Linked DNA regions of Mus musculus: region 2 is linked to region 1. A link is a loop called in an ENCODE intact Hi-C map of the cell type or tissue named here. Cell type or tissue: heart. All regions are shown on one strand. Links, peaks and the distances in the headings refer to the core of each region. The heading gives the core; the rest is flanking DNA. Region 1 holds the start of Pla2g15 (phospholipase A2, group XV). Region 2 holds the start of Gm34026 (a long non-coding RNA gene).

The links. Hi-C counts contacts between places; a loop is a spot of excess contacts. Peaks named below come from ENCODE experiments on the same cell type or tissue, not always from the same donor. Only the 100,000 strongest peaks of a DNase experiment are listed, where the experiment ranks them.
Region 2: it touches region 1 in a loop (4-fold over the local background); 16 of 42 quality-filtered maps call a loop at or near these places.

What each region holds. Positions count from the first base shown.
Region 1 is chr8:106,141,760-106,157,231 of GRCm38, reverse strand. It overlaps Pla2g15 (phospholipase A2, group XV), which reads right to left and starts at 6,878. Exons shown (of 6, transcript NM_133792.3): 1 at 6,619-6,878; 2 at 2,208-2,364. The coding sequence starts at 6,745. In heart, for the core only: no CTCF peak of the experiment used is centred there; DNase peaks (open chromatin) are centred at 6,891, 8,041, 8,821, 9,191 and 1 weaker place; H3K4me3 peaks cover 1,613 bases; H3K27ac peaks cover 1,739 bases.
Region 2 is chr8:106,399,467-106,414,938 of GRCm38, reverse strand. It overlaps Gm34026 (a long non-coding RNA gene), which reads right to left and starts at 14,894. Exons shown (of 3, transcript XR_387995.2): 1 at 14,689-14,894; 2 at 13,202-13,297; 3 at 8,536-9,370. In heart, for the core only: a CTCF peak has its summit at 11,457 (motif pointing right); DNase peaks (open chromatin) are centred at 8,858, 9,928 and 11,478; H3K27ac peaks cover 1,651 bases.

The sequences.
Region 1 (15,472 bases), core at 3,380-11,379:
AAAGTGAGTTCCAGGACAGCCAGGGCTACACAGAGAAACCCTGTCTAGAAAACCAAAAAAAAAATAAATAAATAAAAATAAAATAAAAAATTTTTAAAAAGTTTAATTGTATGAGTATGAATTTTTGCCTGCATGCATACACAGGCACCACATGCGTGCCTGATACCTACAGAGGTCAAGACAGACCATTAGATCCCTTGGAACTGCTGTCATGACAGTTATGAGCCACCGAGTAACTGATGGGGCTCAAATCCTCTGCAAGAGAAGCAGGTGATCTACTGGGCCACCTTACTAACCCCTTTTGGTTGTTTTGTCAGTCTTTGCTGCTATGACAAGATTTCACGCCGGGCAGTGGTGATGCTCCCTTTTAATCCCAGCACTTGGGAGGCAGAGGCAGGCGGATCTCTGAGTTCCAGGCCAGCCTGGTCTACAAAGTGAGTTCCAGGACAGCCAGGGCTAAACAGAGAAACCCTGTCTTGAAAAACCAAAAAGAAAAAAAAAAATCCATTTGGGCTGGAGAGATGGCTCAGTGGTTAAGAGCACTGACTGCTCTTTCAGAGGTCCTGAGTTCAAATCCCAGCAACCACATGGTGGCTCACAACCATCTGTAATGGGATCTGATGCCATCTTCTGGTCTGTCTGAAGACAGCGACAGTGTACCCACATACATGAAATAAATAAATAAATCTTTTTAAAAAAGAAGTCATTTGTATTTGTCTGGCAGATAATGGCACAAGCCTTTAATCTCAGCACTCAGAAGGTAGAAGCAGGCAGATCTCTATGAGTTTGAGGCCAGCCTTGTCTATAGAGTGACTTCCAGGACGGCCAGGGCTACATGAAGCAAACCTGTCTCTGAAACCAAAACCAAACAAACAAACAAAAACCAAAAAGACCACTAAAACCTCTGCCATCCAATTAAAATGTTTACTTCTCAGCCCTCATAACTTAACCTGCTGAACACCGCTGATCGGCTGGCACGTAAAAGGAGTCACTCCACCTGTCAGTGTTTGTTTTGGGTCTTGGGACAAGGTCTTGCTACTTAAGTCTGGCTTGTACTCATTCTGTAACCCAAGCAGGCCTCAAATTGGTGGCAATCCTCCTGCCTCAGCATCTCTCCTGAATGCTGGGATTATAGACAAACCACCACACCCACATTGTTTCTAGTTTATAAACATATTTATGGTTAATAACTGATCAGGTTTAGATTGATCATATATATACATGTTTCTTAAAAGCAAGATGACGATGATGGGTAAAGTAAGAATGGAGTTTTTGATCCACCACACTCTGTTGGCAATAAAATTCACTTTATAACAGAAATATATATATCCTATATGGAATTTAGTAAAACCCAGTTCCTTGGCAACACAATTTTGTAAGGGTGAGTTACCAGCAAAGGCGGTTTTTTGGCTTTGTTTTGATTTTTTTTTTGAGATTTTTATATATTTTATTTTCTGTGTATGAGCGTTTGTGTGTACAGTTCCCAGAGAAGTCAAGAGGGCAACAGATTCCCCGGGACTGAAGTCACAAAGAGTTGTGAGCTACCCTGTGGGTGCCAAGAACCAACCTAGGGCAATACTGCTCAGTCTGGTTTGCAACCACTGTGGGGGTTGCATGTCAGATATCCTGCATATTAGCTACTTACCATGATTCATAACAGTAGTAAAATTACAGTTATGGCCAGGTGTGGTGGCACACGCCTTTAATCCCAGCACTCGGGACGCAGAGGCAGGCGAATTTCTGAGTTTGAAGCCAGCCTGGTCTACAAAGTGAGTTCCAGGACAGCCAGGGCTACACAGAGAAACCCTGTCTTGAAAAACCAAAAAAAAAAAAAAAAAAAAAAAAAAAAAGCAGCCAGAGAGGCAGGCTTAGCCAGGACCCAGGCAAAGGAGGAAGGGGAACCACACAGAGTCTGTGAATAGGGGTTAGGCAAAAGAATAAAACAAACAAAACCTGAGCTTAAAACCTGATAGTTGAACTGGAAGAAGGAGAACTGGAACTAGCAGGAAGAAAAAGAAATTCATGCTTCTGAGAGTGTAAGCTAGTGCTGACCAGACCAGACCAGACCAGACCAGATCAAGGGCAGGAGAGCCTAGGAGAGAGAGATATCATTTTTCCATCTATTGAGGAATGAGGACAAGGACTCTGAAGGCCTCTCTAGGCCCCTAGGATGAGCGATCCATCATCTTGTGTGCACCAGCCCTCACCTGATATTGTCAATCCAGCAGTCAATGATAACAGGCAGAAGCAGTTCCAGATTCAGCCAGAGTGTGAAGTAGCTGTCCGTCTTCTTGGAGCAAAGGTAGTGTACAACCTTTGGCTTATCCAGCTTTGCTTCCAACTGGTTACCCAAATCACCAGGCACTGCAGGAGAAAAAGACAGGCATGGCCCCAGGCCCCAGCAGGCTGGAGACCCCCAAGCCTCTTGCAGTCTGCAAAAGAGCCACCCAGAGTGATGAATACCATGGCACATCTTTGCAATCCCACTCTCAAGTTGAAGTACAACGCCAGGGTTGGGAAAATCAGAAAAGGCCAGGACACCACCTTCACAAAGAAAAGCCCCTACTATCGGGGGACCGCAGTGGATACCTGTAAATCCAGTAATTGGGAGGCTGAGGCAGGAGGATCAAGTTCGTGCTAACTCAACCCGGGCTACACAATGGGATCCTATTTCCAAACAAAAACAAGAGCCACATTAATGGGAAAGAAGCTACCAGCAGATAGTGGAGGCTTAAAGAGAGGCCTGGCATGTTTGGGGGTGGGAGTTTGGGGTGGGGGGATGTATTGTTATGGGATGAAAATAACTTCTCCACGATCTCGAATGGAACTTCCTCGTTGGCCATTCAGAAGGGAATTAAAAAACCAAAGTTACTTCCCTGAGAGAGGCTGTGGATCCCTCTGAGACCTCAGCTACTGATGGTTTCTAGGGTTAATGGACCCAGATCATCTCTGTGTAGTCCTGGCTGTCCTGGAACTCACTCTGTAGACCAGGCTAGCCTCAAACTCAGAAATCCGCCTGCCTCTGTCTTCCAAGTGCTGGGATCAAAGGTGTGTGCCACCACCGCCCGGCTTCCAGATCATACTCTTAACTAGAAGAGATTTTGAGGCTCATGGGAGTTTTTCAGAACCTCCAGAATTTGGCCAGTGCTATGGCCCTGATATTAGATATGTACCACCCTCTCCAGGCTTAAACCAGGAAAAAAGGTAAGCAAGGTCTTCTCTACCCCCAGGCAGTGGGACACAAGATAGAGTGGTAAACCAAGAATTAAACCCAGAGGCAGTACTCTTCTATTTAGTTTTAGCTTTTGTCTGAGACAGGGTCTTGCTGACATCCAAAGCCTGCTTCTCCAACCTGCCAAATTCTGGGATTGCAAGCTCATCAGTAGGAGCCCTGATAAAAAACACAAATGAGAGACATCTGTAATGGTTCCAGCAGACCTACCAAGATGTGTAGGCCTTGCTAAAGGCCAGGAAAGTTGCAGAGGGTAGGTCCTGTGGAAAGCCTTAAGGCAGTGCAGAGGTGTGCTGGTGATGGTTAATCTGCAGTAACAAGCCACAGCAGGCATGGGGCGAGGGGGTGTGACCAAGTTCCAAGCATGACTGGATACCACTCCTGTCAATCTCTTTGAGCCACTCAAACCCTAGGGCCCTGATAACACCCAAGCTTACACCCATCCCTTCAACTCCCAGCATTTAAAGCCTGTTACCTTACAGGTCACCACCTACATCCACAGGCTGTACAACTTTACAAGGACAACCTCCCCTCCCCGTCTTTTTTTTTTAAAAGGTTTCTCTGTGTAGCCCTGGCTGTCCTGGAACTCAGATCTGCCTATCTCTGCCTCCTGCGTGATAAGATCAAAGGGGTGTGGTACCAACGCCCGAGGGGGTAAAAAAAAAAAACCCTTTTTGAGACCCACAGTCACTATAAAGAGCCCCTTGACTTTTCTCAACAGTGTCTTTGAACCCAGCATAGCACATGTCCTTGCCTAAGCAGTTATCCCAGTGTCTTCAGAGTGTTGTGGGAAGACACGTGCCTTCCACTCCCTTCATGATGTGGGTGCTGATGCAGGAAATTCCCACCATGGGAGCTTCGACATGACATACCTATGAGCAGGGCATGACGACTGGTCAATGTCTCCATGCACTGACGAGGAAATGGGTGAAAGAGGAAGCCACCAGTTACCCCTCTTCCTGGTCAGGCTGGGAGGCCTCTAAAAATAGCAATGGCCCCTTCCTGAGATACTTGGTGGTTGAGACATAGACAAGAACCAGACACAAAACTTTTACTTCAAATAACCCTGGGAAGAGTCCTCTTTACTTTCATACACATTATCAAATTATGTTTAGTCTACATGTATGTGCAGGGGTAAGACGAGAGCACAACACAGCACATGTGCAGAGGCTGGAGGACAACTTTCCAGAATTGGTTTCTTCTGGGGATAGAACTCGGGTCTTCAGGCTTGGTGGCAATCCCCTTCGTCCACTGAACCATCTTGCAGGCCCTCTTTGTTCATTTAACAGATAAGAAGACTGAGGCTGAGAGGGATGCAAACTGTTTGCCTAAGATCCCACCCCCCTGTTCCAAGATCAGTTTTCTGCTACCTCTCCCACTAACTCAGGACCCTGCAGCACTTTTTGTGCCTAGAAAAAGCTCTCTCTGGCCGGGCGGTGATGGCTCACGCCTTTAATCCCAGGACTTGGGAGGCAGAGGCAGGAGAATTTCTGAGTTCGAGGCCAGCCTGGTCTACAGAGTGAGCTCCAGGACAGTCAGGACTATACAGAGAAACCCTGTCTCGGAAAAACAAAAACAAAACAAAACAAGAAAAAGCTCTCTCTGGCAGCAGCCCTGGTCCTTGAAAAGATGCACAAGGATACAGGAGCTCAGATTCTTTCAGAGTCTAAGGCTTCTCAGCTATGATTTAGGATAACCAAAGTCTGCATAGATTAATTGGCAGTTAGTGCCCATCTGTCCAAGCGATACTATGCTGCAAATAAGCCAGGTGTGATGGTGCACTCCTTTAATCCTAGTGCTAGGGAGGGAGAAGCAGACAGATCTCTGTGAGTTCAAGACCAGCCTGATCTACAGCAAGAAGACAAGGCTACAAAGACTCTGCCTCAAGTAGGAAACGCGTATGTGGTCAGAGAATACACACATCTCAATGTCATGGGCCTTATTCTTAGATCTTCTTACATTCACACGTGACTTCTTCACACTGGTCCTCAGGGTTAAAGTCCAGATGACCAAGTCACAAGTTCTACACCACCCATATCTCCTGCCTTCCCCCAGTTCCATGCTGACCAGCCTGGAGCAATCTTCCAAGCCACCTTACTTCCTGCATATTCCAGGAAGGCTTCCCCAGCGCTCCCACACCTCTCTCTCTCACCTCTCAGGATGACCTCTCTGAGAGGCACTATTACTACCATCCAGGAAGCTTGAGAGAGGCAGGTCCAGCTGTATACAAATCTCAAAGGGAACCTAGGCTCAGAATCCCCCATCCCCTTCGCTGACCTAGAATGACATTGCTTTTCAAGAGAGGGTTTCTCAGCTAGGCATGGTGGCATACACCCTTGATCTTAGTACTTGGGAGGGAGAGGCAGGTGGGTATCTGAGTTCAAGGCCAGCCTGGTCTACAGAGTGCGTTCCAGGACAGCCAGGGTTACACAGAAAAACCCTGTCTAAGACAAGACAAAAAGAAAAAAGGGAAGAAAGAGCACAGGAATTTATGCTCCAGCAGAAAGAAAATATATATATATATACACACACACACACATATACATACATAAACATATATATAGCGTACGTTTCAGCATGTCTCTGTTCTCAGGAGTCCTGGCCAGCGAAACACCAGTTCAAAACGACTTCCATTGGCTGAATGGGGCATCTAAGACTCCTAGAGATTTTAGCCTGGCCTATTACCACATAGAAACATTGTTATTTCTGTTCCGCTGCCAAGTCTAAGACAGAAGAGCAAGTGGGCAGGGAATGTCACCTGGCCTCAGTACAGCCTAGAGTAATTAGGTCTGGAAGCGGAGAGTGGAGGCATGCTCTCAGACTCCCGGACTCCCTCAACGCCAGTTCAAGACTGTTGTCCCAACCCCATTCCTCTCTCCTCCCTTCCCTTAGCCACCCTGTTTCCCTTAGGCCATCTCCTCGAAAGTCAATACCATCCATTCCATAAGCTGAGAGCAGAGAAATGCTTTTGGGGGCCAGCGTGGATAGAACTTGCTACCACTCATTCCCTGTGAAATAGAGAGGGTAGGAGGTAATGACCGATTCTGAGACTGCCTAGGAACCCGCTGAAGTAGGGTTGAATTGCCTCAGTCTTTCCAGCTAAGAAATGGGGGCATGGCGAGGCAAGGTTTGGAGCTGTTGCAGTTAGGTGGAGTGGAAAGCCAGACATTATCTATTCCCTTTACTCTCACGTTTCAGAGGGCTCCAGACCACACCCATGCCCGGTATGGCGGGAGGTGGGCTAACCGAACTGACCCAGGTTAGAAACCAAATGCTCTGGGTTTCGTGCTTAAAGCAGATGCACAACAGAGCAGTTGGCCCACCAGACCCTGGCTGCACTGGATCCTGCAGGATCCACCCACCACCACCCTGAACACGAGTCTCACCCAGCACCACCGGGGGGTGACGTTGGGCCGGGAGCGTCAGGTCTGCCAGCATCATTAGTAGAAACAGAGGTAACAGGAGGCCACTCCGGAGCTGGGTCTCGCGACAGGTGCAGAGATGGCGATCCATGGCGTGAGACTGTGGTCGCAGGTCCAAGGGGCTGCTTTAGAGATTAGGGATCGTGCCTAGGCCCGGGCCGCAGCTCAGCTAGTTAACCCCACCGCTCGCAGATACCAGTCAATTAAGACCCGCCTCTTGCTAAGGCTCTACCAATTGCAACTCTCCGCCACGAGCGTCCCTCCCACCGGAGCTCACCACCCGCCCATGCCCACCTCCGGGACTTTGCTGCGCGCCGAACGCATCGATCGACCAACCGATGGGAGCCGCTTATCATCCCAGCTGTCGCCCTGCTCCTACACAGCCCCATCTCACCTCACCGTGAACCCAACACAGAACAATTCTCAAAGTCCACTCAAGTAGTTCTCATTCCTAATTCCTAGCCTTCCCACAGCACAAGGACCAAAAACATGCCCTTCATTTGCTATGGGTGAATGGTCTCTAAACAAAAAAAGAGGAAGTTAGTGTTTTGGAACTCGGGTGACCAGCAGCTGTCCAGGACCTTTATACGGCCTTTACACTGGCATCCCCAGGGGCATCTAGGTTTGGCCGCCCACGTCCAGAAAACTTTTACTGTCTGCCTTGCCGGTAGAAATGCATGTTAGAACCCAAGAAGCAGGTCTGGGAGAAGAAGCTAAAACAGCCTTTCTTTCTTTTCTTTTTTCTTTCTTTTTCTCTCTTTCTTTCTTTCTTTCTTTCTTTCTTTCTTTCTTTCTTTCTTTCTTTCTTTCTTTCTTTCTTTCTTTCTTTCTTTCTTTCTTTCTTCCTTCCTTCCTTCCTTCCTTCCTTCCTTCCTTTCTTTCTTTCTTTCTTTCTTTCTTTCTTTCTTTCTTTCTTTCTGTTTTGTTTTTCGAGACAGGGTTTCTCTGTGCAGTCCTGGCTGTCCTGGAACTCACTTTGTAGACCAGGCTGGCCTTGAACTCAGAAATCCGCCTGCCTCTGCCTCCCAAGTGCTGGGATTAAAGGCTTGCGGCACTACGGCCCAGAGATCAGCCTGTTTCAAACGGTCTGTCACTCTGTAAGTGCAGCACACGAATAGAGTTGGGAGTGGTTTGGATCTGAAAGTCTGAACCATTTCTCTGTAGGATTCCCCTGCAAAGAACAGGGCTCGAGAGCTCATGTTGGCACTTTAGCCCCTGTCCGCGCAAGCCTGAGGACTCAGGAAGGGCATAAGACTGACTGGAGCGAGGAGCTGGGGCCCAGACGGTAGTAGGCAAAAGGCTCAACACCCAGTAATATGCCAACACTCTGGGGGTGAACTGACCAGTGCTTCTGAGAAATAACCCTCTACATACTTCCTTCTGAAGGCCAACTGTGCTTCTGGGACACTGCTTGGTCCCAAGACTTCTGCTCCACCCCCCACCTCTTCCTTCCCTCTTCTTGGTAAACAGCTGACCCCACGTTAATGCCAACAATTCTAGTTTTTATAGCAAAATAGGAAGTTATTTATTTATTAAATTGTATTTTGGTTTTTTGAGACAGGAGGATTTCTCTCGGCCGTTCTGGGTATCCTGGTACTCACCAAGCTGGGCCCCAACCTTACAGAGATCCCCCTGCCTCTGCCTCCCTAGAGCTGGCATTAAAGGTGTGTGCCATCACCTCACAGCTTAGAAAGTTTTGTTTTGTTTTGTTTTTAAACGATCTATTTGTTTTATTTAGATGTATGAGTATTTCTGCCTACATGTATGTGTATCACATACATGCCTGGTGCCTGCAGAAGTCAGAAAGAGGACTTCAGTCTAATGTAATAGAGTTACAGACAGTTGTGAGGCACCATATAGGTACTGGGAATCAAACTGTAGGCCTCTGGAAGAGCAACAAGTGCTCATAACTACAGAGCCATCTCTCTAGCCCCAGAGAACAGGGCATTTTAAAGCCCACTAACCAATACATTAGGCCCCACTGCCTCCTACTTTAATCTCTTGCATCTGTAAGAGGTTGCTACAGACTGGTCTGGTGAAGGCCAGTACAGAGTCATCGAGACACTCTGCCAAGACTAGGAACAGTCAGAAGTCCAGAGCCAAGAGGGGGTGGGGAGGTGCTAGAAGGCTTGGACAACCTTGGGCATTGGCCAGTATGAACATCTTGGCTAAACTATCATCCTCAGATGACCACAGTCCCAGAAGACCACAGACTTCAGAAGAGTGGCACTGCTTTCAACTCTTTCAACTGGGATTTACTGATGCACCACCTCCCCAAGCACCCAAGCTATTAGGAGTCAGGATTGCTACGGGAATGGCTAACCGTGACCTTTGCTGGCACTGTGGACAAAATCGGGAGTTGAGCTCCCTCCCTCTTTTTAAAGACAAAGGTTTACTACATGGCCCAATGTCTTGGCTGGTTTTCTGTCAACTTGGCAAAAAAAAAAAAAAAAAAAAAAAGAGAGGGAACTTCAGTTCAAAAAAGCCTCCAGAGGATCAGAATGTGAGCAGTTAAGCCTGTAGGAGATTTTCTTAGTGATCATGGGAAGGTCCAGCCCACTGTGGGTGGTGCCATCCCTGGGCTGATGGTCCTGTGTTCTCTAAGAAAACAGGCTGAGGCCAGGGCAGTGGTGGCACACGCCTTTAATCCCAGCACTCGGGAGGCAGAGGCAGGTGGATTTCTGAGTTCCAGGTGAGCCTGTTCTACAAAATGAGCTCCAGGACAGCCAGGGCTACACAGAGAAACCCTGTCTCAAAAAACAAAACGAGGAGGCAGAGGCAGGTGGATTTCTGAGTTCGAGGCCAGCCTGGTCTACAAAGTGAGCTCCAGGACAGCCAGAGCTATAAAGAGAAACTCTGTCTCGAAAAACCAAAAAAAAAAAAAAAAAAACGAAAAGGAAGAAGGAAGGAAGGAAGGAAGGAAGGAAAGGAAGGAAGGAAGGAAGGAAGGAAGAAAGAAAGAAAGAAAGAAAGAAAGAAAGAAAGAAAGAAAGAAAGAAAGAAAGAAAGAAAGAAAGAAAGAGAGAAAGAGTCCTCAGGCTTGTGCGGACAGGGGCTAAAGTGCCAACATGAGCTCTCGAGCCCTGTTCTTTGCAGGAGAATCCTACAGAGAAATGGTTCAGACTTTCAGATCCAAACCACTCCCAACTCTACTCGGAGTGACAGACCGTTTGAAACAGGCTGATCTCTGGGCCGTGGTGCCGCAAGCCTTTAATCCCAGCACTTGGGAGGCAGAGGCAGGTGGATTTCTGAGTTCAAGGCCAGCCTGGTCTACAAAGTGAATTCCAGGACAGTCAGGACTGCACAGAGAAACCCTGTCTCGAAAAACAAAACAGAAAGGAAGAAAGGAAGAAAGGAAGAAAGGAAGAAAGGAAGAAAGGAAGGGAGGAAGGAAGAAAGAAAGGAAGGAAGGAAGGAAGGAAAGAGGAGGGGGGGGAGAAAAGAAGAGGAAGAAAAGAAAAAAGAAAACAGGCTGAGGAAGCCATGAGGAGCAAGCCAGGAATTCCCATCTTTCACAGTGACCCTGCCATCTCTTCAGTCTTTGTGTATGTGTGTGTGTGTGTTTGAGACAAGGTTTCTCTGTATAGCCCTGGCTGTCCTGGAATTCAGTTTGTAGACCAGGCTGGCCTCGAACTCAGAAATCTGCCTGCCTCTGCCTCCCAAGAGCTGGGATTAAAGTAGTGCGCCACCACTGCCGGACTATCTCTTCAGTCTTTGTCCACAGACTTGACACTATCCTAAACTCTGCACACCTAAAATGATAATACATATATGATAAATACACATATATGGTAGATACAGATATGTGTGCTTAAGACTCTTAAAAGGATTTATTTATTTTATGTATATGAGCACACTGTTGCTGTCTTTAAAGAGTTATTTACTATTTATGCTGTCTTCAGATACACCAAAGAGAGCATCAGCTTCCATTACAGATGGTTGTGAGCCACCATGTGGTTGCTGGGGATTGAACTTGGGCCCTCTGGAAGAGCAGTCAGTGCTCTTAACTGCTGAGCCATCATCTCTCCAGCCTGTTCGTGGTTTTATGAGATGGGGTCTCTCTATGTTATAGTGTTTGTCCTAGAGTCCCTATGTAGACCACTGGGCTGACCTCAAACCCAGAGATCCCCTGCCTCTGCCTCCCCAGGTTTGGTATTAAAAGTGTGTGGCACCACACCGAGCTTGGTTTTATTATTTTAAATGTCATGGAGTAGGGGAGGTATGTGGCCATGAACAAGAATACCCTTGGAGGCCAGAGTTATTGGATCCTATGGACTTGAGTTGCAGGCAGTTGTAAGCCATCCACTATGGTTGCTGGAAAGCAAACTTGGGTCTTCTGTAAAAACCGCATGCTCTTAACCACTGAGCCAATCTCCAGCACCAACTTCCTGTTTTTCTAACCTACAATCTTAGGATAGTCAATAATTCTTTCTAACCTACAATATTAGTCAATAATTCTTGCCTGCTTTTACTCTTGCAAAGCCAAACTACCCTCGTCCCACAGCACCTCTGCTGCTGGCTTTCCACTTTATCCCCTAATTCTGGAGGAATGCACTCCGTGTGCCAGTGGACACCATGAATCATTAAGTTAGGCCCCACCACTCATTCTCCTTCTGTGGTGGCTATTCCTGGTTGTCTACTTGACTACATCTGGAATGAGCAACATACAATCCAGAAATGGAAGGCGGGCTTTGTGATCCAGATCTTGAGTCTGGAAGACATAGGACTCTGACCCGGATCTTGACATGGGATAACACAGGCCTTTGATCAAGATCTTGAGGTATAGTGGCTGTGAAAAGTTTAGGCCCATGCTTTAATCCCAGGAGACCTCCAGGCAAGCAGATCTCTGGTTCAAGGTCAGCCTGGGATAGAGTAGATTCCAAATGTAGGCGTATACACCTTTAATCTAGGCCATAAACTTCTGCTGGAGGCCTACATAAGGACAATGGAAGAAGGAAGGCTTTCTTCTTTTTTGCCTGGTTGCACTTACTTGCCAGCTCATCTGTTGGAACTTCTTCAGGATTCCAGCTTCTGCAGAAGGCCAGCTGAAACCCCCAGCCTTGTGGGATTGAGCAATTCCTAGATTCTTGGACTTCCCGTTCACAGCTGCCAATTGTTGGGGTAGTTGGACTGCAGACTATAAGTCATTCCAAAAAAATCTCCTTTAATATACAGAGACACTCCATAAGCTCTGTGACTCTAGAGAACCCTGACTAGTACACCCTCTAACTCACAGCCCTTCCATGATGTCCCTCCCTTTCCCAGTGAGAACCTTGAGGACTCCGGCTCATTTTCTCTGGTTAATCTTGCCTTCTCTCAAGCCCACTCTACCCTCAGCCTCTGACTTCTTGCTGGCTGGAACAGGATCCTATGATACTTCTGAGCTCGCTGCAGTGACACCGTGCATTCCATGGTTAGGGGGGTCTCTGCTGAACTCTTCCCTTGGGCTTCAGAAATGGCGCACTTCATCTGAAGCACCTTTGCCTGCCTCCCACTAGGCCATGGTCACCAGGAGAGCAAGCTATCTGCCCGGTGACCTAGCACAGGACAGATGTTTAACATGTTAAATGTATGAATGGCGTGCGCTCTCCACAGCTCCCAAATTTCCTAGGAAAGGTCCAGGTTCCTGTCTGGCTTAGAAGAGGAGAAAAGAGACTGAGAGGTGAAAGGGATCAGTTTGGGATCTGGAAAAGAAAGAGGGTATTCCTGCAGAGATGCACACTCTGTACAAAGCCTGGAAGGAGGAATAAACTCAGAAGCCAGATTCCAGTCCAGTTTTGTTCTCTTCCTAGGATGAGAATATAGGCAAGGGTCCCCACCCTTCCCATCACTGCCTCTCACATAGACCTATGCTTCTAGGTCCCCTACAGAGACCAAATGGATCGTTGGCGTTTGGGGTACCAAACCAAAAGCAGAACTTCAAAAGCTATTTAGTGGTCCTCACACAGCCCATTTGGATGTCAATCAGTTCTCCCTAAACCCTAGACCCAGCAAGTCAGTGTTCCTGGGGTCAATGGGGGGGCCAAATACTGATCTAATTAGCCATTCAGCTCAGAACACAGGAGGCAAGGGCCCAGAACAGAGCATCCCAATCTCCCTTTAACATCAAGGAAGGTTGTTTCACTTGAAGAGAAGTAGTTTTCCAGGACAACAAAGGTAAGTGCTCAGAAATCTAGAGAGTGAAGGAACTGTAGCAGAAGGGGTCAGAGTCCAAGTTGGGCTAGAACAGGTGAGGAAAAGAGGGTAAAACCCTGAAAAGTAAGCTTTTACAAACTCACTGGAGGGGCTGGAGAGATGGCTCAGTGATTAAAAGCACTGAGTGCCCTTCAAGGGGTCCTGAGTTCAATTCCTGGCAACCACATGGTGGCTCACAACCATCTGCAATGGGATCTGACTCCCTCTTCTGGTGTGTGTCTGAAGGGAACCACAGTGTACTCATGTACATAAAATAAACTTGACTCAGCACAGGGATACAGAGGCAGGTGGATCTCTGAGTTCCAGCCTAGCTGGTCTGCAGACTAACTTTGTGGACAGTCAGGAATTAAAACAAAACAAAACAAAACAAAAACCAATCAGCCGGGCAGTGGTGGCACATGCCTTTAATCCCAGCACTTGGGAGGCAGAGGCAGGTGGAAGGCTCCACCCCAGGTGGTCTCATACTGAGTGGCAGCGAGGTATGAATCAGCCTGCTTCAAGGCCGGGGGAGGCTACAAAAAACAACCCACCAACCACCACCACCACCACCACTACCACCACCACCAAACCCCTCCATGGTAAAGAGCGCTGGTGTTCTACTAGAAGACCGGGCTCAGTTCCCAGCACCCACGTGGCTGCTCTGCATTCTGAGCTGAATGGCTAGCCAGGTCAGAGTTTGTTATATACCATGTACTAGGGACCCAAGGCCTTATTCTGATCTCTGTGGATACCAGGTAAACACACCACACACAGCTATCACTGCAGGTAAAACATCAAAAAGCACAAAATAAAATAATACAGAAAACTATCTTTAAAAACATCAATCTGTGTCTAGGCTCATGGCTGGTCAAATTTTTGAGAATAAATGGCTATTGAGTACTTAGTTATAAGCAGGACACCTATACTACCCCCTCCATGGCTCAGAAAACATCAAGGAAGAGGCAGAAAGAATGAGAGTTCAGAGGAGTACTATATAACTGATCAAAGCTGGGCATGATGGGTCACACGGCCCCCAATGGAGGAGCTAGAGAAATTACCCAAGGAGCTAAAGGGAACTGCAACCCTATATGTGGAACAACAATATGAACTAACCAGTACCCCGGAGCTCTTGTCTCTAGCTGCATATGTATCAAAAGATGGCCTAGTCAGCCATCACTGGAAAGAGAGGCCCTTTGGACTTGCAAACTTTATATGCCCCAGTACAGGGGAACGCCAGGGCCAAAAAGGGGGAGTGGGTGGGTAGGGGATTGGAGGGGGTGGGTATGGGGGACTTTTGGGATAGCTTTGGAAATGTAAATGTGGAAAATACCTAATTAAAAAAAAAAAGCTGGGCATGGTAACACAAGTCTTTAATCCCAGCACCCAGAAGGCAGAGGCAGGCAGATTTCTGAGTTCAAGGCCAGCCTGGTCTACAGAGTGAGTTCCAGACACAAACCTTGTCTTGAAAAACCAAACCCAAACCAAAAACCTTTGACTTATAAGCATGACATAGCTGAGGGTTTTTTTTTTTTTTAGACAGGGTTTCTTTGTGTAGCCCTGACTGTTCTGGAACTCACTTTGTAGACCAGGCTGGCCTGGAACTCAGAAATTCACCTGCCTCTGCCTCCCGAGTACTGGGATTAAAGGCGTGCGCCACCACGCCCGGCTTGGTATTCTTTTTTTTTTGGAAAGATTTATTCATGTATGAGTACACTGTAGCTGTCTTCAGATGTAATATCCAAAATGAATTCAAGACCACCCAGTACCTTCCCCCTTTGAAAAGGACTTTCCAAACTGTACTAGCAGGCCAAGTGCAGAGCCAGATAAGGAAGCTGGCTGACTAAACAAATGTAAAAACATAGTTTTAGCAGTCAAAATGATTAAGCCTGCAAACTGCCAAAATAATATTAGCTGTTCTCAGAGAAATAACCATAACAAAAATAACAGTTCTCAGAAGAATTCCTCTACCCCGCTCCACACTCCCACACTGAATTCTGAGAAAAAAACCACAAACCGCCCTGCCCTTGCTAGGATTCCCCTGATGTTGATAGCTGACCCATAAGTTCAAAATGTACTATTGCTTTGCTGACCAAATTCTAATAACCCACCATGGGGGCAAGCAAAGTGAGTTGCTAGGCCAGAGGTAGTCACTATGCAAACCAACCAATGCCTGAAGAGGTTACTTGCTACACCAATGAGAATAGGCCAGCTAGCCCTATTGTCCAAATCTGTCCCTTACAAAGGTATTAAAAAGTGTGTTCTTTTGTTCTGGGTCTCTCCTCTGGCCTGTGTGCTGAAAGGGGAGTCCCCAACATGTGGGAATAAAACAAAAAACAAAAAACATTCTCTTGTGGTTTGCAGCGATGGTGATCTCTGTAATCTTTGTGAGTGAGGGTCTTTTGACGAACTCCAACATTGACACACCAGAAGAGGGCATCAGATCCCATTACAGATGGTTGTGAGCCACCATGTGGTTACTGGGAATTGAATCCACGTCAGTGCTCTTAACCACTGAGCAACCTCTCTAGCCCCAGCTGTGGTACTTATATCAGCTGCAGTTGCTTACATAAAGCTTTTAAAAGGACAAAACCTTTCCTTTTTTCTTTCTTTCCTTTTTTTTTTTTTTTTTTTTTTTGAGACAGGG
Region 2 (15,472 bases), core at 4,931-12,930, 260 kb before region 1:
ACTCAATTCTCAATTCTCTTAGCACACAAGTGGCTAAGGATCGGGAGTTCAAGGTTATCCTAAACTGTGGTTCAAGACCAGCCTGGGCTACAAGAGACCTGGTCTTACAAGCCAAAATAAATAAACAATGCATGCACGAATGACTAAAGTGTATAATTCAATAGACTTTAGTACATAAAAAGAGTTGCACAACCATCGTTGTAGTCTCCTCTTTGAACATTTTAATTAGCCACAAAAGAAAAAAAATCATGTACATTAATAACCGTCCCCTCGTCCTAACCCACCTCCTCTCGATCCCGGGCAACCACTGACCTGTGCTGTCTTTGTGACAAATCTGTCTCTTCTGGGTATCTCATAAGATCAGGCAATATGAAGTTTTATGATTGGCTTCTTTCAGTTATTACAGTGGTTCTGAGTTCATTCACATCACAGGAGTCTCTATCCCATTCTTTTTTAATGCTGAATGAAAGATCTGATTGCCCGAGTGTACCACATTCATTCATCAGTTGGTAGCGTCTGCGTTGTTCACACTGTGAGATTTTATGCTTTTATCTTCAAAGCAACATTACAGAGGATATGTGTGTACACACGTTTATGGGGGTGCAGTTTCATTGATCTGGGGTAGATACAGAGAAGTTGAATTATAGAGATTTGGTAGCACCATGTTTAGCATTTGAAGGAACTGTGAATGTTTTCTAAAGAGGCTGTATCACTTCCATCTTTTTTTTTTTTAAACTAACAGCATATAGATTTCAACATTCCTACCCACACCTGTTACTATTTGTCTTTTTATCACAGTGTTCTGTGGATTTTTGCTGGGATGCGGGGGCGGAGAAAGTATAAATAACAACAAACCCCTTGGAAACTCTGCAAATACTTTCCACACTAGACAACAGTAGCAGACAGATACGCACAAAACAGAAGTTTAAGAGACCCTAGAAGGATTCCTAAGGCAGAACTTTCAGTAAGAAGCACAAAACACAGGCTAGGGTAAGGCTCGGCACCAGGCACTACAGCTCGTTCCCCAGCGCTGGCAGCCACACAGCTCACAGATGGGGGCCAGAGTATCTCCTAGGGACCCCAACACAAACAAACGTATGTATGTATGTATGTATGTATGTATGTATGTATGTATGTATGTAAAACGTATTTGCCCATACCTTTTATTCTTGCAGGGGGAGTGGTGGTGGGTGCAGAGACAGAACGATCTCTGTGACTGTGTCAGTGTGTGTGTGTGTCTGTGTGTGTTGGGGAGAGGGAAGTTGGACAACACTTGGGAGCTGGTTGTCTTTTTCCACCTTTCGACGTTTGAATTCAAGCCTTCAGGTTTTCTCTGCAAGTGCATTTACCCGTCCAGCCGTCTCTCTGGCCCTATGACGTTATTTGTACGCATTGTCTACAAGATTGGGGGGTGGGGGGCTTCAGTTTGTTCAAAGACCATTGTTTATAAAGCCTGAAGTTGCCATTGGAGAGGGACCAACTAGACCCTTCAGTAGGCAAGGAGCCGCATTCACAGCAGTAAGGCATGCAATGGAAAACCCAAGCTCAGAAGAATTTATTGACTCTCTAAATTGTCCCGCACAAGGGCTGGGGCTTGCCAGAGGTCGAGGTGTAATTAGTTCCGGTTTGCGGTTGGCTGTTCAGGTGGTTGTTTCGTGCAGGCAGTGAGAGCAGGGATAAGCTTGTGAGTAGCGACTCCCTGGATCAACAGGCACAGCGCATGATGCTCTTTTCTCATGGTCCAGGAGTGGACCTGCAAAGCCGGGACCCTTAGGATGCTCTTAGCCACGGGGTCCTCCAAGGGTAAGTGTGGCTCTCTGCCCTGGTCCCTGGGTAGCGGTTATTGTTTGGTGCCAAACACAAGAATTAAGAAGCTGATCAAGGAGTGTTTGTGTCCTCAGCAAGTTCAGAACTGTACATTCACAGAACTACCAGACGTCTAGCCTCTTAGAGCTGTCTCTCTGACAACGGCCTCCACATATGCTTCAGATTCCTGGGTTTTGAGATGGAAAAGACAGAACGTGCTGGGACACGGAGGAAGAGCCCCAGGTATCCGAGTAGTGCCCTCCCCCACTCCCACCTGGTGCCCTGGTGGGCAAGAGGCCACCCTTTTTTGCCTAAGAGGTGGATACTGGACTCAGTGTGACCTTGTTCAAGCTTGGGGGAGCCAAAGAAACCGGTTAATAACGCCAGATGCCTTACTCCGCACCCGCTGTAGGATAACAGGCAGGACCATTTGGCCCTCTCTTGCACACTGGATCAGCAGTGGGCTCAGCCTTCCAGCTGAGATAGCCTTTGTAACACAGGAGCATCCAACAAAATTAGTGAGAGGCGATGGATGGGCCCTTATTGAAAGTACCTGGGCTCAGTTACGAAAACCTGTGAACAGGGAACCTCAGTTCCTGACTGTTTTCCTGCCCTCACCAAGACACCAAATCAAGAGAATACTTCCTGAACGCTGCTTTGGGTCAGCATAACTTTAGCTTTCGTCGTCTGAGGCTGAATTGAGTTCACTCTAGGTTGCTGGGGTGCAAGGAAGCAAGTCCTCCCCACTCTTTCACTTCCTCCCCGTGGTTCAAACTAGCTTGAACTCATAATAACTCAGGCTGTGCTCAGGCGATACTGCTGCTTCAGCTTTGAGAGTGCCGGGATTACAGGAGCCACCACACCTTGCTCCAGTAAAACCAAACACCTCCTGTGCCTGGACCCTAAGGCGTTCTTCAGACCGCTGGCATCGATCGCCATCTGCTGGTCACTGTGGCACATTACTGTTCTAAAAATCTAACATACCGGGTACTTTGGCAAATTTATTCCTGCCAGAACCAGGCCTTGCGTTTTACATACATTATCTTAACTTGAATTTAAGAACCAATAGAATTGATTGGGGTTATAGTTCAGTGGTAGAACCCTCGCCGCACATGCATTATATCCTAGGTTCCATCCCTGTTTGTTTTTTTTGGGTGTGTGTGTGTGTGGATAAGATAGATATTCTAATCTGCATTGCACATGTAAGAAAATAGCTTCGGAGAATATAAGCAGTATATAAGAAACTTACCAAACCACTGAATGTCACATGTGGGATTCAAATGATCTTCTCCCTGTGCTGTAAACTCTTCCTTGTGACAGGTGAGTCTCTGGCCTGACTTCCTGCCTCCCCTTAGTAGATTTTCCCTAGAGAAGATTCTCATGTCCTTCTGCACCCCGCCCCCCATTTTCAGAGAAGTGCATGGCTAGGGCTGAGGTCAGTGTGCTTACTGACACAGTGCAGGCCACTGCCATGACGTTCCGCTGTCAAGACATTATTTCCGAAAGATTCAAGAATCAAGTTTTCATTTATTAACATTTTCAAGACCCAGTCTCTGAAAAAAAAAAAAAAAAGGCAATTAACGGGCCAGAATTCCATCTTGGAATGTGTACAAGTTCTTTGTTTAATCTTGAGCTTCACAAAGAAAAGGAATTTTTTGTTTTGTTTTGTTTTGTTTTTTCGAGACAGGGTTTCTCTGTATAGCTCTGGCTGTCCTGGAACTCACTTTGTAGACCAGGCTGGCCTCGAACTCAGAAATCTGCCTGCCTCTGCCAACCAAGTGTTGGGATTAAAGGCGTGCGGCACCATGCCCGGCTATATTTTTTTTTCTTAAAGGACACATTGTTAAACTAGGCCTTGTCCTCCCTCCCTCCCTGCCCTGCCTCCTCTCCTCTCCTCTCCTCTCCTCTCCTCTCCTCTCCTCTCCTCTCCTCTCCTCTCCTCTCCTCTCCTCTCCTCTTCTTGAGAACTATTGCTCTTTTCCAGAGTACTTTATCCATCTTTGGGAGAAGATCCCACAGACAGGATCCAGGAAGGCACCCAGAAGTGTGTGTGTGTGTGTGTGGAGGAGTGGGTGGAAGACACGGCATAGGAGAAGTGTAATCCACTCCAGCTTGAGCCAGGCAGAAAGACTTCTGGGGGAAGTGATTATCTGAGTTGCGTTTTGAAGGCTGAGGCTTAAGTTGGGCAGTGGGTGGATTGAAGGGGGTCATGTCTTTAGGCTCTTTCTTCCTGAGATGTTTCTCATTAGGGGTCTAATGGTCCTGAATCTCCTCCCTGGCCTTCCTCTCCTCTCGTCCCATCTCCTCTTCCTGGTTATCCCTTCCAGCCATGATTAAAACAAGCACCCCAGTATTGCACGTGGTACTGTCACCCTTGTCTCAAGCAAGCCCTTCTGTGTGGATTGCTCCCGGCTTAGTCGTCTGTCTGGTGAACTCATTCAATCCTCCAGCGTGACGTTCAAGCCCTTATGGTATCATCCCACAAGCCTTCCTTCAATCACAGGTCAGTCCCATGAACCAAGTGTTAGGTCTACATCGATACTTTCTGTTCAGGTATCTCTGTCTTTTCAGCTGTTTCGGATCTCTTGTAGACTGGCAGGGGACCAGCTAGTTTCACTCAATCAAAAATAAATGGTTGGCTGGCTGGCTGGCTGGCTGGATAGAAGCACAACTTAAAAAACAAGCAAACAAACACAACGAACAAGAAACCACCCCTCTTAACAAAGACGGCTCTCTCAGACTCCCAGTTCTGTTCCAGGACATGGGTCTGAAGGGATTTAGCCATTTGTTATTAAAGTGAATTAAAACTTACTTGAAATAACCGCAGACTCCCCCGCTCCCCTGAGCCTGCAATGGCCAGATTACATCTCCTCCAGGCACAGACGTTTGACATTTTGTTGCAAAGTCATTTTCCTCTCATTTCCTTATGTTGCTAGAATATTCTATGTCTCTTCACTTCCCCTCCATGTCCCCATTACTCACGTTAGTTAAATTTATCCACTGCCATTTAATCATCCGAGATAGACTTGCTGGTATGCATGTTCTCTGGGCACTGCTTTCTCTTCTCAGACCATCTGTCTTCTCCTGGGCCACAGTGAGAACAAAACCCAGACCCCACCCCTTTGGGGATAGAGATCCCCGGAGTCCTGCGTTCCTTCCACGGCTGGCTTTGACTTCAGGGTCCTCTTGTTTGCACCACACCTATGGCCCTTTCCTCTCTCCAGCCTCCTCTTCCACTTCCTGGAACTTGCTTGTTTTATTTTTAATTTTATTACATTTGTTTAGTTAGTTTGTGAGTGGGTGAGGGCACACACATGCCATACAGGTCAAGGGATAACTTGTGGCAATTGATTCTCCCCTTTTACCTTGTAGGTCTTGGGGATTGAGTTGAGGTCTCCAGGCTTGGCAGCAAGGACCTTTACCCATTGAGCCATCCGGCTTGCCTAGAACATGGGTTTTATTTTGCCTCCAGACCAAGCAGTTCTGGAACCCTTTAGTAACACAGACAAAGGGGCATCGTAATTCTTCTCTGAACAGGTTTAGTCAGGAAAAGGGACAAAATAAGCAGCTGGATAGTGGAAGTGGGGGTTGTGGGGTGCCTGCTTCAGATACAGGTGTCCTTATCTGGCCAGGACACCTTCCCTCTCATATAAGGACAGAGACCCTCACTCTCCCCAGAGACATTTGGAAAAGAACAGAAATCCACATCTTCAGGAAAAGAATGGTGTGGAACTATCTTGTAGGATCAGTCTCTGCGCGTACACACACACATACACACACGAACAGAAACCCTGGCAGGAGTAAAAGCCAGCAGCAGAAAGAAGCTGAGGGCATAGCTGTGCTAGGGTAAAGAAGAGAGCTATAAAAGGACTTTATGCCTCACATAGAATCAAAGGGCAAGGAAAAAGCGGCCCTGGGAGCGTTCTTTTTTATTTTGCTGATAGCATCTTATGTATCCCAGGCTGGTCTCAAATTCATTGCATGGCAGAGGATGGCTTTGAACTTCTAATCCTCCTGAGTGCTGGGGATAGGAATTCACCTCCACAGGTAGCGTGTGTGTGATGCTGGGAAGAGAGCACGGGGCTTTGTGAACACTAGACAAGCTCTCTGCTCACTGAGGTACACCTCTAGCCACCATGGGGTAGATTTCGAGGACAAAGAGGGTGGCTCAGCAGTTAAGTCCATTGGCTGTTCTTACAGAAGACCCAGGTTCGATTCCCATCATGGAGGCTCACAACCAGTCCCAGCGGAGCCTATGGAATCTAATGCCCTTTTAAGGGCCTCAGAAGCAGCAGGTACACACATAACATATAGATGTACATGCAGGCAAAACACTCACATAAAACATTTTAAAAAAACAACAAAGGGGGCACAGATAAAGTACTTAATAGTTATGTTTAATGAGTCATATTTATAGACCTTCATACATATGATCATATTTAATTTTTTTCTCTATGTAGCCCTGGCTGGCTTGGAACTCTCTGTGTAGATCTCTATGTAGTTCTGTCTCAAATTCAGAGAGATTTACCTGCCTCTGCCTCCTGAGTGCTGGGATTAAAGGTGTGTGACTCTATTCCAGCTTTAAAATTTTATTTAATAAAATAAACTTTATTCTTGTGTTCATTTCAAGAATATTTTTTTTTCAGAACAAAATCAAATCTCCAGTCTCCATGTGTCTATGTTTTATTTGTGCTTCCATTGGGTCTTGGTTGGAGGAGACATTACTTACTGTTTATAATATACTTCTTATCTCCTTTACTTCCTACAAGTGTTCCGTGTCTGAGGATCAGAAATCAAGGATGGGGTTCAAGGATACAAAAAGATACTGGCATAATCAAGATTCATGGGGAAACTGTTCTAGGCTGAGGGTTCAGCTATCTGGGAGAGTGACCAGTGAGGCAGGGTACATAAGGTTTTCAGCCACCATCCCTCAAATCTCCATTACTGTGCACATTTTAAAATTTTTATATTTTAATTATTTACTTATCTGTTGTGTTGCTGAAGACAAAGCTCAGGGCTCTATACACGCTAGGTGGGTGTTCTCCCAGGGAGCTTCCATAGCTTTTAATTTGCTGAGAACAGCATCACACCATGAAACCCAGGCTAGCCTTGAATGTCCTGTGTAGCCTAGGTTGGCCTGGAATTCAAGATCCTCCTGCCTCAGACATCTAGGTGTCAGAATGACAGGAAAGAACCACCATGCCTGGCTCTACTACCCTCTCACTTCTAACTATGGCGGAACATAGACCAAGAAGCAACTAAAGGGAGAAATGGCTTATTTTGACAGCGTGAAGTTCAAGAATTGAATCCGGAGAGCTCTGTCTGTCTTGCTTTGCTGGTGGGGACTTAATAAAATAAACTTTATTCTTGTGTTTATTTCAAGAATATTCTTTTTCTTTTTCAGAACAAAATCAAATCTCCAGTCTCCATGTGTCTGTGTTTTCTTTGTGCTTCCATTGGGTCTTGGTTGGAGGAGACATTATTTACTGTTTATAATACACTTCTTATCTTCTTTACTTCCTACAAGTGTTCTGTGTCTGAGGATCAGAAATCAAGGCCGGGTTCAAGGGTACGTAAAGATACTGGCATAATCAAGATTCATTGGGAAACTTCATTAGGAACGCCCACCTAGCGTGTACAGAGCCCTCAGCTTTGTCTTCAGCACACAACAGATAAGTAAATAATTAAAAAATAAAAATTTTAAAAATGGGCACAGTAAGTGTCTGGCAAGAGGGATGCATACAAGGCTCAGAGCCACCATCAAGGAGAGTACCTTCTAAGACAGTGCCACCAACAGGGGACCAAGTATTCAAGTGCTGGGGCCTATGAGGGGACACCCCACATTCAATCCAGAACACTTTCCCAGGAGGCTCTGGGTGCAGCCTCTCAACAATGGTCCATGTGCCTGAGCAGACTTTGACTAGACTGTATGATTCACCCTGTCCCCTTGAGTCTCTTTCTCTCTCTTGGAAGGGGCCAAGAGTAGGGGTCTCCTTAGTTGATGGAGGTTGGTGAACTGATCGTGTTAAATGTCTGAGCAGCTCAGTGAACTAGAGCCCCTGATGGAGAGAAAAAAAAGGCAAGCCTCCACCTGCAGAGCCCGGAGACAAGCGAACTATTCCAGGTTCAAAGACACTGCCAGTGGCTAGACAGTTCCCAGGAGCCTGACAGGGCTTTCTTAGCCAGCTTTCTCCCAGAGATTCCCTCGGGTGCTTGCCGTTACATCCACCCTCCACAGACTCTGCTGTTGAGCGTTCTGTTTGTGCCGTAGCACATCCCCGATCAAGGCAGTCTAAAACAATGGATGTTGTGTAGATTCTATATTCCCCAGATTCTTTAAAAAATAGTCTATTTGTGAATAAACATTATTATTCATATTTATACCTAAAATGCATGTGTGTGTGTGTGTGTGTGTGTGTGTGTGTGTATGTGTGTGTGTTATGAGATATGTGCATGTGGAGATCAGAGGAACTTTCAAGGGTTCATCTCTCCTCCCATCATGCAGTTCCAGGGGTCAAACATAGGTCATGAAGGATTGTTGGATTAATGGGTAATAGGCTATTTTGAGAGCACATCTGCTACATAAATTTGGCTTTGACCCTTGTATGCATCTTTCTTGCTATGTAAAACCCTGCACCACTTCGGAAATCTACACATAGTCTCCATTAGTGAGAGGAACCTTCGATAGATGTAGTTCTTCAACCTCAAGAAGACCCTTGGAGCCTCGGAACCGTAAGGCTTTATACGCTACTGTATAAGCTGAACGTAAGGTATTCAGTTATGGCAACGCAAAACAGACCTGAGTATCTGAATCTTTGCATTGTTGGAGGGACAATGGGAGTGCCAGCTTAAAAGCAGCGGTCTGGTGCAGGCTGTCCTTTCCAGCGAGGGAAGGATGAAGCCCTGTGGGTTCTCCCTGCTCACCCTCATCTGCTGTATGTAGAGCTGGTTCTGAACGTGAGATCATGCCTTTGGCCTCTTACTGGCTTTGTGACAGCTGCCATCTCTGGCGTGTCCGGCGGATGTTGTTTTGACTCCGAAGCCATCTTTTTTTACTTCCGGTGCAGGGTTTCCAGAAAGTGCTGAAAGGTCTGAGGCCAGCGCGGGTGAGCCGCCGCCGCCGTGGGCCATGCCTGCCTGCCTCTAATATGATTTGACTTGTTTTCCTGGCCAAAAGAACTCAGGGCCAGGAATGAAAAGCCTCAGTGGCAGAAGTGATGGCTCCCTGTGCTGCCCGCTGCTGCCCGGTGTGGTGTGGCTGGCGCTCTCTGCCCACAGGGTTCACTCTCAGCCCCGGGGAGCCAGGAAGGGAACATTTCCAAGAAATCAAAAACAGAAAGAAAGAAAAACTTCCTCTGAAACTGCCATCATCAGGCATTTATTAAACTTGAGTTGACTGGGGCCAGTTCTCCTGGTTGGCTAAAATTGGCTTGAAAAATAGAGTAATTTGTGGTTGTCAGATCCTAAATTAAATGATTCGAATACTACTGTGGCTGATTAAAGGACTTGATTCAATTTCCTCTTGACCACATGTTTTTCTGTGAGGGCAGAAGAGACACTGTTTCTGGAAAAAAAATACAGTATTAAGAGACTGCTTATTGGCTCTATGGGTAATGTTCAATAAATATGGTTCTCCCCTTTGCTCCTCACTGAAAGGTGAAACGAAAGAGGGAAGAAGAAATGATTATTGTGTGTTTAACTGTGTTTAACTCTCTGTCAAGCGGTTATGTAGATACGGCCTCAGGGTACCAGACAGGGTAGCTAAGAGAAGTTTAAGGACCCAAAAGGGTATCTAGGCAACAGTAACAAAGGTCAGCAAATAAAGAGTCAATGAGAGGGGGGAAAAAAAACCAAACAAACGGGGGCTGTGTTGGATGGTCTGAGAGAGATGCCCCTGCCACCTACAGCAATGGCAGAGGGACAGTCTTATGACAGCCATGTTAATACTCTCCCTTCTTGGGGACCAGGGCCAGAGGAAGCCAATCCAGAGACAGATGATACGTTCTGGTAAACAAAGGGAGCTGCCTCTGTAAGGTGAGGACCTCCAGAGAGCAGGCTGCTAAGCAGCTGCTGCAGGAAGGACAGAGGTCACAAGGTGTTTACTTAGCAGCTTGCTGAGTGGAAAGAAGCAGAAACTTCCTGACAGGAAGAAGTCCAGGGGGATGACAAAGGATTGTTGCCTGAGAGAGAAAGAGAGAGAGGGGGGAATATCTTGGGGTTCTAGGATTAAGGGGTATAATCCGCTGGCCCCAATAGCCCTCACCCTGGCTGACCTCCCTAGTTTAGGCTCATCCGACAAACATGCACACTCTTGATTGAGGTAGCCTAAGCAGGACACGGAGGACCCCAAGCAGAACACAGACTCAACAGACACCCGTCAGCACTAAACACCGGAGAACCCTATGATCATCTGTTTCCAGACAGTGAGTTATCTAAGTCTCAAAGGAACCTGATGAGACCAAAATCGTGAGGGTAGGGGATGGCCTTTGAAGGGTGGCCCGTGCTGGGGACGAATCAGGCTCACCTTCCTGGAGCCACCTCCCGTTGACCTTTCTCTCCCCTTGTTTTTGTCTTTGGAGTAAAGGAAAGATAACACAGCTTAGCTCAGCGGTTCTCAACCTGTGGATCGTGACTCCTTTGAGGTCCAACAACCCTTTTACAGGGGTTGCCTAAGACCATTGGAAAACATGGATATTCGTGTTACAACTCATAACACTGGTAAAATTACAGTTAAAAAGTAGCAACGAGGGCTGCAAAGATGGCTCAGTGGTTAAGAGCACTGATTGCTCTTCTAGAGGTCCCGAGTTCAATTCCCAGCAACCACGTGGTGGCTCACAACATCTGTAATGGGATCCAATGCACTCTTCTGGAGTGTCTTAAAGACAGCTACAGTGTACTCATATACATTATATATTATATATATATCTTAAAAATAAAGTAGCAACAAATAATTTTTATGGTGTGGGGGAGTCTTCTACAACATGAAGAACTGCACTAAAGGGTCTCAAAACATTAAGAAGATTGAAAACCCCTGCCTTAAATTGAGGCCAGGCTGCCTGACTCAGGGCCAACACACTCAAATTTTAGGCTCCTTCAAGAGCTTTCAAGATAGCAAGCCTTTGGATGGCTGTGGGAAAGGAACAGGTATAAGGGTGTCCAGAATCCTGCTTGACCCAAGGCTATGTGGAGGATGAAACCATCCTTACTGGATTCCCTCAGTTTATTAAATGAATGGTTTTAATTTACACTTCATTTTTGTTTTTAATATATCGAGAGTTGCCTCAGATAAGGCTCTAGACTCTAGTTCTCACTGCCAGATCACATACCGACTCTGATGCTTGCTCTGTGGCCACGAACTGGTCATTTAGCCCGTGGGTGTCTCCCTTTATTATCTGTCGGCTCAGAAGGATCGACCCCTCCCTATGAGTGCTGTGAGATTAAAAGGAGTTGTTGCTTGTGAGGGCTTGCGACAGATCCTGCCTTTGAAAACATCAGCTTGAAGTTTTATTGGGCATTTGTATTTCATGTCAAACATTTCTGCTCTGTCCTTGCCCATTTTTATGGAGGTCATTTTTCTAGTTACACGGCAGGAATTAATGCTAGAGCCCTCTCAAGTCAAGGTGGCTCTCTTAGTGGCTATGGTCCTCATAGTCTCTAGGGGGCGCCCAGGGCCCATTCTGTCTGCGTTGTGGCAGCCTGTGGGCTCTGGGCAGAGAATTCTGGATCCACCTGGCTAGCCTGGACTGACTGGGCTCTACATCCTGTTCTGCACCTTTACCGACCTAAGCATACTGAGTGAAAAAGAAACCAGGCATGGGGCTGCTAGACGTTTGTATGAGGTGTACTGCTTTGTCCCACCTTGGTTTGAGACCTTGGGTTTCCAGAAAAAAACAAAAAAACAAAACAAAAAAACGATGCTAGATTGTCTGGGTAAGCTTTTTCCCTCTTGTCTTACTAGCCTGGAGCAAGAGTGCGTGCTAGGGGGACCCCTGTGGGGAATGATGTGGTAAATAGAGACGCTAGCAACTGGGGTCTGATGTTAGTGGACAGAGAAAGCTGGCGTCAAAACTCCCATTGGGCCAGCTAGTTGGGGGTGGAGTGGGGTGCAGACTTCAGACGGAAACATTGTAAGTGAAGAGTGGAAGACGGGACACACTGAGAGGGAAACATATCGGTAGACATGGAGTCCCAAATTAAACAAACAAACAAACAAACAAATAAAAAACCAAAAAAAAAAAAAAAAAAAAAAAAACCAACAACAACCCCAAAACCCCAAACAAACAAAAGGAAGGAACCACGACATACTGAGCTGTAGCCCAGAGATTTGGTGTGGTAGGAATGTCACTGTAGTGCACTGTAGTGGCCATGACTCTACCAGGTCAAGTCTCAATGTGGCAGAGAGAGGAGCGAATTGTGACCAGGGTGGCTCAAAGGCAGGTCTTTGATGGGAGCAGAGGCAAGCAAAGGCCCAGAATTAAGGACTACCAAGAGAGAATAGCATGTAAGAAGCTCCAGAGATGTGTGCACGACGTTCTAAAGCACAGAACAATGGCTTCCAGAGATAATGGGAAAGGGGGATGGAGAATGGCGAGTCACCCCTAGGAGACTGTGTGGAAGCTGTGGTCAAGCAGGAGACAGCTTTGGCATAGGAGATGGCAGGGGACACAGAGGATGTCTGACAGAGACCCTCTGTTTTCCAGGATTGGAGGGAGTTGGGCAATAGGAGATGTCAGTAGGTACAAAGACAGGATGAGCTGATAAGGGCCGGAGGCTGGCCTCTCCCTCTAAGCATCTCATGGACCACCAGGCAGAGGTAGGGTGGCGTGTCTCTCCATGGCACTCTACTTACCAGCTTCTGTTCAGAAGGATCTGTCTCCCATTAGGAATCCTGTGCCGTGACAGGTTCTGAGAGCTAGTCACAACTCTGACTGCACGCCAAGGAGCCCCCTCATGCGAACACTTCTGGAAGCATTGAGTGCTATAAAGACCCACTGTGTGGCGTGCGGATCCCATTAGAGGGGAACATTTTATCACAATGGAGGCACAAGTAGGTTGTTTGATGGTAATTGCTTTCCTAAACCTCGAAGAAAAAATGCATTGCAAACCCACCACAATTAACTAGAGTGATCACATTCCTTTTTTTTTTTTTAAGCTATTTAGAAATATTAGCAACGGACTTGGTTTCCAGGTTGTTGTGGTGCTAGGGTTTTTTCTGTTGAATCCCACAACGTATTGTAAGTGCCTGAGGAGGGAGGAATGGGAAGATGTTTGCATTTTCCACTCAGCAGCCCACCGAAGCTCAAATAATAGCCTCGATGTGTAACCTGGGAGTTTAATATCCTCAAATATTTATAATTATGCAGAAATAGCCCTGAGAACCATTCAGATTACTCACAGCTGGATAATTATCTGTGTCCAATGTTCACAACCTCAGAACTGATTCTCAGAGTTCCGGTGCCCCTTTGTCACTTAGGGTGTGGGTCCATGGGATCTGTGGGCAAAAGAGATAGGGCGGAGGGCTCTCTCTGGCTCATTATAGCTCCTTCCCCTGCTGAATGTAAGTTCTCTTCTGTTTTCCCTGGGCGTGAAAAGTCCGGAAAAGTGTTCAGCCCCACTGGCCATAGGGCAGGAAGAGCTGGTGTGGGTTATGAACACACACATGGGGAACTGAGTTTAGTCTTCTCCAACCCACATAAAAATCAAGTCCTCACTGGGGACATAGAACCATGAGGACCCCTGGGGACTGCTGGCCAGGTAGTCTCGCTGAATGGATGAGCTCTAGATTCACTGAGAGACCTGCCTCAAAAAATAAGGTAGAAACAAAAACAGAAGGTGGAAAACAACTGAACACAACACACACACAAACACATACCGCACACAGACACACATGTATACTCAGAGATCACACAGACACACACACACACATACACAGACCAAGCACAGAGAGACACACAGATACACACAGACCACACAGGGAGAGAGAGAGAGAGAGACACACACACACCACACACAGATACACACACTCACAGATCACACAGATCCCCCCACAGACACACACACATACATACAGACACACAGATACACATAGACCACACACACACACACACACATTCACAGATCACCCCACCCCCAGATACACATACACAGACTACACACATATAGACACAGATACACACAGACCACACACACACACACTCACAGATCATACAACCCCCCCCACAGATACACATACACAGACTACACACATATAGACACACAGACACACAGACACACACACACCACACACAGATACACACATACAAATGCTACACACAAACCACACACACCCACACATATATACACATACACAGAAAAAAAACACACACACCACACAGACCACACACACACACAGACTACACACATCACACATAGACACACACACAGAGATCACACCACACACACACACACACACACACACACACACACACACACACACATGCACAGACACACAGACCACATAGACTGCACACACATCACACAGACCAGACACACACATACAGAGCACACACACACACACACAGACCACACATACAGAGAGCCACCAGGGGTGTCCTATGAAGTCTCAGATATTCCCTGAAAGGATTCAGGGGTCAGATAGGCATGTGAGGTGCTAGTTGTTCTCTCTGCCTCTGCACGCCATTGAGAGGCACAATGCATATTTTCTGTTAATTCTCTCTCCCCCTGTCTCTCTGGCTGTTCTCCCTGCTGCGTGCATATTTCTAGAAGAATATCAAGAATGATTTTCCCTGCGTAATTACCCGCCTCCTCCCCCACCCACCTCCACACATCTTTCAAAGTGGCAGCTTCTCTGATTTCTTTAAGTGGACTCTACTATGCAGTTACCAGGCAGGTGAATTAATTAAGGGAGCCTCCAGCCGTGAGAACTCTGGTCAGTTTTTCTCTCTCCAGATCTGCTTCCTCTCTGTCCCCTTAGAAATTATTCACCCCAGACCACCTTCCCATTGCTGCTGAGCTGGGGGGACATGGCTATTTCTCTAGACAGGGAGCAGCCATCTCTCTTGTCTGCTCTTCTTTCTTGAGGACTTAGGTTGCCCCGGTCCCAGAGCAGAAGTCGTAAAATTCCACTTTTGTGAGGTCATTCAGCATTTTCTCCCACTAGAACTCATAGGAAAACACCCAAAAAGAGAACAAACAACAGAATGGGTTGACTCATGTAATCGAAGAGTCCAGAGGGAGTCGAGGGTCCCTGCCAAGATTCAGGCAGGACACGCTTCACTGCTCTGGAATTCTCCCTGGCTGCCTGCCTCTGGCTTTGAGCTTCCTGTTGAGCCTTGGACATGTTTAACACAGCATAGGCTTAAAGTGTTCTGGACCCGGCCTCGCACTCGAGCCATCAGAAGATGGAGCAGGCCTTACTCTAGGTGTTTTTAGGAATGGTCCAGAGAACGTCTCCCCAAAAGACCCATCAAAATCCCTTCTGGTTCGGTGGGGACTGATCTATCCCTTACCTGATCGTTGTGGCCAGATGGATGGGACCTACTGATGATCCATCAAGGTCTTTATCTGAAACTGGGAACGAATGGGAAGGAAGATGGAAGGGTGGACACCCCTACACAATGTAGAAGACCATAACAAGAGAAGCAAAAGTTGATGCCCAACCACCCAC